2 separate regions of the Homo sapiens genome follow, and region 2 is linked to region 1. Evidence: chromatin contacts called from ENCODE Hi-C or POLR2A ChIA-PET data. All regions are on one chromosome and are shown on one strand. The core of a region is the stretch at or near the end of the contact, and the rest is flanking DNA. Distances in the headings are between cores, read along the strand shown.

Region 1 (4,968 bases), core at 852-3,351:
AGCTTTTGCCCCTCACACACCTGAAATGGCATGCTTGAAAACTACTTTTTTTTTTTTTTTTTGAGACGGAATTTCACTCTTGTCGCCCAGGCTGAAGAGCAATGGCATCATCTCGGCTCACTGCAACCTCCACCTCTCGGGCTCAAGTGATTCTCCCACCTCAGCCTCCCAAGTAGCTGGGATTACAGGCACCCGCCATCATGCCCTGCTAATTTTTGTATTTTTGTAGAGACGGGGTTTCACCATGTTGGCCAGGCTGGTCTTGAACTCCTGACGTCAAGTGATCTGCCCACCTCGGCTTCCCAAAGTGCTGGGATTACAGGCATGAGCTACCGCACCTGGCCTACCAATGCATTTCTGATCCTATTATCTCTATTTCTTTCTTTTTTTTTTTTTTTTTTTTTGAGACTGAGTCTCGCTCTGTCACCCAGGCTGGAGTGCAGTGGCGCAATCTTGGCTCACTGCAAGCTCCGCCTGCCGGGTTCATGCCATTCTCCTGCCTCAGCCTCCCGAGTAGCCGGGACTACAGGCGCCCGCCACCACGCCCGGCTAATTTTTTGTATTTTTTTAGTAGAGACGGGGTTTCACCGTGTTAGCCAGGATGGTCTCGATCTCCTGACCTCGTGATCCGCCCGCCTCAGACTCCCAAAGTGCTGGGACTTACAGGCGTGAGCCACTGTGCCCGGCCATATTATCTATTTCTCTGTAGCTTTTCACTGTTCGGACAAGCTTCTGCTTATTCAAGTGGTTACTGTAACTGCTATGATACTGCACTAGCTTTTCTTCCAACCACTAAAATTGCTGTCTTTCTGTGACTCTTTTTCCCCACTTTTGCCCTGGAAACATGGATGCTGCCCATAGCTCAGTCTTTGTACTTTCTTCGTTTTTGCCATCCCTCAGAAAGTCCATCCACATTCAGGGCTCCATTTTCAAACTCTACAGATGTCCATGTCCTGTAATTGTATTGTAATTTTACAATACAACTGTATTGCATTCTTCCAGACTCATCCTGCATTTCCAAATGACTGCAAACCTTAAATCAGGCGTTCCACCATCACCTCAAAACTATCTTCCTTTAGGCAATTCCACACATCAACGCCTCTTCCTGGCTTTACATTTGTATCAGATGTTTTATTGTTCTCCCAGGTGTCCCAAATTCAAACTCTTACCTCACTCTCTTTCCTCCCAAATCTAGTCACCAGGCCCTTTTGACTCTTCTTTTGCAGTGTCATCTGTATCCTTCCCTTTCACTACCACCACCATAATTCAAGTCCACAACATCTTACTCCAAAACTACCATACATTCCTAAGTAGCTCTCTGCTACTGGTCCTTTCCCCTCTCTAGTCCTGAATGTGACCTCTAGAATAACTGTCTCCAAATAGTTTCATTCGTGTCAGTCCCTGGATCACACCTATATAAGCCACCTTGCCTACTGAGTCTTGTCCTGATTCTCTGAGTCCCGGGCCCTGGCTCCCAGCGTACCTTTTCTTCAACCTTGTCTACCACTGTTCCTGCATTTCTGTAAAAACTATCTCCAGCTCAAATCTGCCTAACGCTTAGCTGCTTCTTTCGTGGTTTTTGTTTTGTTGTTGTTGTTTTTCTTTCACGTCAAATCCCACCTCCTCCATGAAGCCCTCCAGCACTCGTGCGGAGGCCCAGGGCAGGGAGCTAAATGAGGCAATCTGAGGCGCTGTCTGGCAAAGACGGAGCGGCAGCATCCTAGATTTGGTGTCAATTCCACCCACGTTCATTAAGCACCCATTATGGGAAGAAGAAACGGGAGAGGCGGAGGAAGACTCCAAACCTCCAACCTTAAAGTCCGGGACCGACATACAATGGGTGCCCAGACCCCACGGGACACACGCACACACGGGGGTGGATGCACAACTTTCCGTCCGCACCGAGACGTCGCGACACACGCTCTGCAGGCTGGCCTCGCCCGTGTCACCCCGTTTTGCTCCCACAGCACCTCCCCAAAGTTCTCATGTCCCCTCTCTCGGCTGCTGCGCTCACTCCGCTCCTTGAAGACACACACCCACAACCCTCACCTCCGGCACAGAGTGCTCGGGACCCGGGAAGACGGCGCCTCTTCAGGTCGGGAAACCAACGCGCCTGCGCACAGGGTCCTGGCGACTGCGCTCCCAATCAATGCGGGGCCTTCGCAAGGACTTCATCTCCCAGAAGTCTCGGCGTCCGGTGCGCTTTAATATGACGTCCGAAAATGTGTGCAAACGCCGGCTTCCCGTGGCTGAACAGGATCCAAAATGGCAGCGCTGTCGCCTTAGCTGGGAGAGCGAGCCGTTGTGGCTGTTTGGGAGACTTATGGTCACCCTGAAGTACTGCCTGCCTCTAGTGTCGCGTCCCTCCAGTATCCGATGGGAGCGCCGTCCGCAGGGAATGTGTCTCTCTGATCATGGTGCCTCGTGTCCAGCTCTGGGGAAGACCGAGACGAAATCGAGTCAGCTGGCGTTGGGAGAGGGCTTATTTCCGCTTCCGCTTGCCCACTTTCAGGAATTTGATTCTGAGAGCAGGGCTGCGGTTCCAGGCAGGGTTTGTACACATATTTGCGTTGGAAGGAGAGAGGAGCCTAGGACACATATGTATTAACTGTGCAGCTGGTCCGACTCCCGACAGCTTCAGCGCACACCAGCCAGCCTTGGAGTTGCTGGAACGGCCCTGGCTGCAAGCTGGAATCACCCGGAGAGCTTTCGACATTGATGCCTGAGGCCCAGCTGTGGAGCGACAGTTTGAAAAGAGCTGCAGGTGACTCTAATGTGCAGCTAAAGCTAGGAACCACTGAGCTACATCTCAGGGAAGACTGAAAATTACAAAGAATATGATAAAATCTTACTTCAGGAACAAAGCTACGTTTTTCCAGGTTAATTTATTAGTGGTTTGGGTTTTTTTTAAGTTTTTGTGGGTACACAGTAGGTGTGAACATTTATGGGCCACCTGAGATATTTTGACACAGGCATGCAATAAGTAATAATCTCATCAGGACAAATGGGATATCCATCACCTCAAGCATTTGTCCTTTGTGTTACAAACGATCCAGTTATATTCTTTTAGTTACTTTAAAATATACAATATTATTGGCTGTAATTACTCTGATGTGCTATCAAATACTAGTTATACTATTTCTTATTCTATTTTTTGTACCCATTAACTATCCCCACTTCCCCACCCCGCCAACCCTTCCCAGTCTGTTAACCATCCTTCTACTCTCCATCTCCATAAGACTACACTTTCATTCAAAAAATCCAAATTGCTCACCATAAGCAAGGCACAGTTACAAATATGAGTAAGTTACTGCCCCAAATGAACTCTTGGTCCAATGGAAAAAATCAGAATGTAAAATCACAATAGAGGCAGTATGTTCTATAATTATGTCACATTCAACATACTATGAGAGTACAATGGAGGAAGCTATTAACTATGGCCGGGAAAGGTGGGAAAGGATTCCTTTCACTGGTATACTTAAATACTTAAGAAAAAAAAAGTGTGATCTAAACAGTGAATAGTACATGCAAAGGCATAGTCTAGAGGATAAAAGTGAAAATAATTAGTAGCAAAATGAATGCCTTGTGGATGAGGTTTAGGGGCCAATAACTATCTTGAGGTAAGGCCAGGTTGTGGCTGCCTTTGTGTTGTACTAAGGGGTTTGGACCTTCCTAGGAGATTAGAGCTTGATTAAAGTCACAACATCCATAAGAGAAATACTTTTTTTTTTTTGTTCCCTTCTGTGTGGTGGTTTTTATTATTTAGCCTTATACTGAGGGTGGAAACTGGGGTCCTGAAAGTGTTTCCTTCTAGAATATTCCCCACCCACTGGCAGGCCCTAGGCTTTGTCTTTACCGCTTCCAGGTAGCTGCCAAAGTGGAAGTTTATGTGCTCTAGGATTTAGCAGTCTAAAAGTCAGGTTTGTTGCTCGATTCTCAGAATTCTAGCTCTCACTTTATTTATTTTTTGAGACAGGCTCTGGCTGTGTCAGCCAGGCCAGAATGCAGTGGCATGCTCTCAGCTCACTGCAACCTCCACCTCCTGGGCTCACGTAGTCCTCCCATCTCAGCCTCAAGAGTAGCTGGGACTACAGGCATGCACCACCATGTCTGGCTACTTTTTGTATTTTTTTGTAGACATGGGGTTTTACCATGTTGCCCAGGCTGGTTTCAAACTCGGGCTCAAGCAATCCACCCTCTTCGGCCTCCCAGAGTGCTAGGATTATAGGCATGAGCCACTGCACCTGGCCCATTTCACTTTATTTTTTTAAATGTTTACAAATTCCTCACTTTCATGCCTGCTCATCAGTGTGTTTATAAAGATGTTTGCAATTTTTCAGCATTTTTAGTTTTTTTATTAAGAGGGCTGTTTAGGCCATCTAATCGGCCATGTTACTGGGAAGATTAAGAGAATTTTAACTGATATTCTCAAAAGAGTTAGGAGGAGCATATGGAAGCTAAGCAGCCAAGAAGTGACATACATCCATCTTTTTAGAGTAAAACAGGTATCTCTTGGGCCCAGAAGCTTGTAGGCTCTGCCAAATTGCAGGATGTTATGGCCGTCTGATGCTGTTTAACCACTCCAAACTTAGTGGCTGAAAACAACAATTTTATTAGGCCAACATGTTCTGTGGGTCGGGAACTTGGATGGGCACAACAGGGATGGGCACACAGGGATATCATTTGGATATCCTCTCCAAATCTCATGTTGAGATGTAAACCCCAGTGTTGGAGATGGGGCCTGGTGGGAGGTATTTGGGTGATGGGGGCAGATCCCTCATGGCTTGGTGCCGTCCTTGCAATAGTGAGTACTCCTGAGATCTGGTTGTTTACGTGTGTGACACCTTCCTGCCCTCCCCAACTCTGTTTTGTTCCTGCTTTCACCATGCAAAGTGCAAACTCCCACTTCACCTTCCACAGTGAGTGAAAGCTCCCTGAGGCCTCCCCAGTAGCCAAACAGATGCCGTT
Region 2 (4,554 bases), core at 321-2,820, 1.0 Mb before region 1:
CCACTACGTCCGGTCGACTATATCCATTTTTATGTTGATATTTTTCCTGTAGTTCCCCTGGTTTTCTTCTTGATTTGTAAAAATTCCTTGTATATGCCAAAATATAATTTCATAATAGTTTATTTTATTTATGAAATTATAAATAGGGTCCATGGGAGTGGAGTGAACAGCGTACATGTCACTAACTGTCTGAAGGTTGAGGAGAAACTCAGGACCTAGGTGGTGGTGGGGTGGCCACCACCATTTAATAGACTGGAAAATAGGATGGAAGTTGGGGGTGTGGTGGAACAGGGCCACAGGGAGTGGGTTTTCACCAGTCGAAAAGTGGGCAGAGCCCTTCGGATGCGGCCGACTGGCTGTCATGCAGCTGCGGTGCCTGGAGAACTCAAGATCTCCTCCATCGACATGGCAGAGGATGAGCAAGTGGGAAAATCGCACAGGGCTTTTTATTGCCTGAGTCTGGAGGTGGTGTTTCATTGGCTGGAGTAAGTCACATGGCTCTGCCAAGTGTGAGAGGTCTGTGTAGGGTAAGCCTCTGCGTCTGGTAGGGAGGAGGTTGGGACCAGCGACTACCAGTCATATTCACTGCAGGATGTGTGCTGCGGTCTCCGGTCTCCTGGGGGCAGGCCCGGCCTTACAGCCCATCCCTGGACCCACCTCGGGAGGGGAAAAACTGCAGGGCTCTGGGAGCGCCGCCACCAGGGAAGGGCTGCTGGGATCAGCCGGGAAGGAGGAAGGGAAGGGGGAGAGGGGCTTGGGTCCCTTGATGCTGCCTGAGGAGGGCTGGTGGACACTGCCTGGGGCTCCCTGCCAGGCCCTATTGGGCTAACAGTAGGCTTTTGTTTTCAGTAAGGGACCTCCCCTCCTGCCTTTCGTTCTGAGGGCATTGCAAAGGGCTCAGAGAGGGGCAGCTCCACATAGGAACTGTGATGGGTTATGAGCAACGCATTTCTGTCTTCTGCCATCTTTTCTGTGTGTTCCAAATTTCCTAGTGTTGGGGGATTTCTGGGATAATTAGGGAAAATAACAAATGTGTGATAGACTTGTGCAGGGTGGTGTGGTAGGTGAGGCTCCGGCCCAGAGTGAGGGCTCCTTCCCCTGACATGGGCATCTCCAGGGCCTCCCTGCCCATCCCATGGGCATCCTTATTCCTGGCTCACAGCAGTGGGGTCACCTCCCCAGGGTTCCCACTTAGTAGCTGAGGAAAGTGGGGCTCAGCTGGCTTGCGGGCCCTGCCTGAGGCCACATGGTGTGCCTCCGGATGCTGGGCTGGCCGTCTCACTCCTTCCCCTCTGCCTTAGTGCTGGCCTAGGCTGAGGCTGCCCGGGAGACCACATTAGACACATTTGAAACCGTCTGTCTCTTCAGGAGAGCAGACTCAGATGTAAATTCCTTCAGCCCCCAAGGAGCTAAAAATAAGAGGCCTGTGCCCCTACAGCAACCCAGGAAAGGCCACGTGAAAACCCAGCAGCTGGGGGCGGAGGCTGGGGGCGCGGGGCCCAGCAGTGTTGGAGGGGTGGAAACAGGATGTGAGCAGAGAGGGGGCTGTGAGAAGCAAGGTGACACCCAGCAGAGGCGGCCACCTGGTACAGCATGTTCTGAGCCACGGAAAAAGACCCTGGGCTGCGTGGGAGCCCTTACATCCTGCTTGGAGACAGGCCTCCCCCATTTGGCCTGGCTGTTGGCCAGGGCAGAATCTGACCCCTGCACTGGGATGGTGGGCAAGAGAAGGACAGGATGTTGCCTTTCAGAGAGATGGGGATCAAACCTTAATAAGGGCTCCCGGCTCCCCCAGGGAGGCCTGGTACCTACCCAAGGCCACCAATGGAGAAACAGGGTAAATAGCTCACCAGCTGTCCATCAGCCAACACTGCAGGCCAGGCCTGAGCCAGGTGTGGGGAAAGCGAACCCGCCAAGGCCCACTCGCTGGCTTCAGGGAGGCACCAGTATTGGGTGGGTGCCTTGATGAGGCCTGTGAAGGCCAGAGGCGAGCCCAAGCTCTGGGAGGCTCTGGGAGAAGCCCTTGATTCAGCCTGGGGATCTGGGAAGCCTTCCTGGAGGAAGCGAAACCTGAGGGGTCTCAAGGATGGGCAGGGGAGGGGTGGGTGAAGCCATTCCGGGCAGGTCGGCCAGCACAGGGCGCAGAGGAAACCCCCGGCCTGAGTGGTGTGGTCAATGTCACCGGGGCCTTTGTGCCCACCTAGCCTGAGCCTGCCCCCCTTGGCCTGCTCAGGGCTTTTCCTGAGATCCCTCCTCTCTGAGGTCTGCAGCCTCCCCTCTGGCCCATCATTCTCTTTCCTTGTCAGGTCCATGGCTCCCCCACACCTTCAGCCAGCCTCGGGGTCCTCCTTCACAGTCCAGACCACAGTCAAGTCTCACTTAGTGGAAGGCTTGTCCCCCCACTTCCCCAGCAGCCCCAACTGAGGGGTGCCACGAGGCTCACTGAGTCACCATCCCCTTCTGGTGGTTCAACGCTTTTTCCTTGATTTGTAACCAGACTTTTTGTCCTAGAGCTTTTCATACACATTTATGTTCATGTAGAATGTAGGCCGGGTGCGGTGGCTCACGCCTGTAATCCCAGCACTTTGGGAGGTCGAGACAGATTGCTTGAGCCCACGAGACCAGCCTGGGCAACACGGTGAAACTCCATCTCTACCAAAAATACAAAAAATTAGCCGGGTGTGGTGATGTGCGCCTGTGGTCCCAGTTACCCAGGAGGTTGAGGTGGGAGGATGGCTTGTGTCCGGGAGGTTGAGGCTGCAGTGAGCTGTGATCGCACCACTGCCCTCTAGCCTGGGTGACAGAGCTGTCTAAAAAAGAAAAAAAAAAAAAAACTGAAACAAAACAAACCAAAAAACAAACAAGAATGTACAGCTTTCTCTTTTTTGTTTTTATTGAAATGGGATCATACTATACGAACTTATTTTGCAACTCACTTGTCTTCACTGTATCTTGAAGCTTGTTCTAGATCAGTGTGTGTAGATTTACCTCATTATTTGTTTTTACAGATACTTGATAGAAGTGTAAAAACTTTGTATTCCATTTTTCCTCCCAATACAGACAATGCTGCCTTGGAAATCTTTGGACAAGTTTCTTCACCCAGAAGAGAGGTTGCAGGGTTGAAGAGCATGTGCTTTAAACATTTGGATAGGTTCTGTCAAATTGCTTTCTTTAAACACACGTTATCAACCAACTTACACTCCCACCAAAAGAGCACAAGTTCACTCATTCACCACCCTTCCCAGTATTTGAATGTTTGCCAACCTGATGGGTGGATCATCGCGCTGCCTTGTTTCAGTGGGTAGAGCATGGCTTTTGTGGATTACTGGAGATTTGCATTTCTTGGTCTGTGAATTCTGTGTTGTTATTCTTTGCCCCTTTCCTGTTGTGTTGTTTGACTTTTTCTTATTTGTTTTTGGAGGCCTCACATCTTTACTCACTTTCTTCACACTCTCTGTCCTCTTTTCCTGTTGGGCTTTTCTCCATAACCACCATCTGACGTACGATGTGTTTATTTCTTTATTGCTTGTCCTCCCCACCCCATTACAATGTAAGAACCAAGAGGGCAGAGATTTTGTCATTTGTCCATGTGAAGGTTTCCAGTACCTGAGACAATGCCTGGTGCCTAATAGGCACCCTCCAATTAACTGCTGGATGAATGAATGAATGAATAATATTTTATCTGTCACTTGCTTTCAAATATTTTCTTTCTTTCTTTTTTTTTTTTTGAGATGGAGTTTTGCTTTTGTTGCCCAGGCTGGAGTGCAGTGGCACAATCTCGGCTCACTGCAACCTCTGCCACCTGGGTTCAAGCAATTCTCCTGCCTCAGCCTCCCGAGTAGCTGGGATTACAGGCACGTGCAACCACATCTGGCTAATTTTTGTATTTTTTAAGAAGAGACGAGGTTTCGCCATGTTGGTCAGGCTGGTCTTGAACTCCTGACCTCAGGTGATCCGCCTGTCTTGGCCTCCCAAAGTGCTGGGATTAGAGGCATGAGCCACCGCGCCCAGCCTGTTTCTAAGTATTTTCTCCATGTTTGTCACTCACCCTTTACTTTTGTTTGTGGTGAGTTTGAGCATACAGAAACTTTTAAAAAATTTTAAGTTTATTTTGTTTTTTTTCTCTCCAACTTTTATTTTAGGTTCAGAGGGTATGTGTGCAAGCTTGTGACATGGGTAAATTGCACGTTATGGGGGTTTGGTGTACAGATTTTTTCGTCACCCCAGTAATAAGGATAGTACTAGACAGGTAGTTTTTCGACCCTCACCCTCCTCGTCCACCTCAAGTAGGCTCCATGTGTGCTCAACGTTTAGCTCCCACTTATAAGTGAGAACTTGCGGTATTTGGTTATCTATTCCTGCATTAATTTGCTTAGGATGATGGCCTCCACCTCCATCCGTGTTGCTGCAAAGGACTTGATCTCCTTTTTTATGGCTGTGTAATCTTCCATGGTATATATGCACCACATTTTCTTTATCCAGTCCACCGTTGATGGGCATTTAGGTTTATTCCTCCTCCTTGCTGTTGTGCATAGTGCTGTAATGAGCATTCAC

Evidence for each region. Hi-C counts contacts between places; a loop is a spot of excess contacts on that map. ChIA-PET counts read pairs that join two places held with the same protein, here RNA polymerase II (POLR2A). Pooled maps may share reads with other maps.
Region 2: a loop to region 1 is called in a pooled map, with 10 times the contacts of the local background. The contact joins the enhancer-like site here to the promoter of ZNF2 in region 1. A Hi-C loop is called at or near these places in 1 of 37 single-sample maps with no recorded cell type and 6 of 50 pooled maps. POLR2A ChIA-PET finds 5 or more read pairs at or near these places in 1 of 52 experiments (MCF 10A).

What each region holds. Positions count from the first base shown.
Region 1 is chr2:95,162,942-95,167,909 of GRCh38, reverse strand. ZNF2 (zinc finger protein 2) reads right to left here and starts at 2,101. Exons shown (of 5, transcript NM_021088.4): 1 at 2,050-2,101. RefSeq lists enhancers at 1,985-2,414, 1,842-2,476, 2,477-3,113.
Region 2 is chr2:96,160,912-96,165,465 of GRCh38, reverse strand. No RefSeq gene overlaps it. Among named protein-coding and RNA genes, the nearest start is that of DUSP2, 18 kb to the right of the region's middle. RefSeq lists enhancers at 319-398, 659-708, 1,589-1,868. Within about 2 kb of position 1,570, at least 10 of the 41 ENCODE cell types and tissues checked have a DNase peak (open chromatin) inside an H3K27ac peak, as active enhancers do.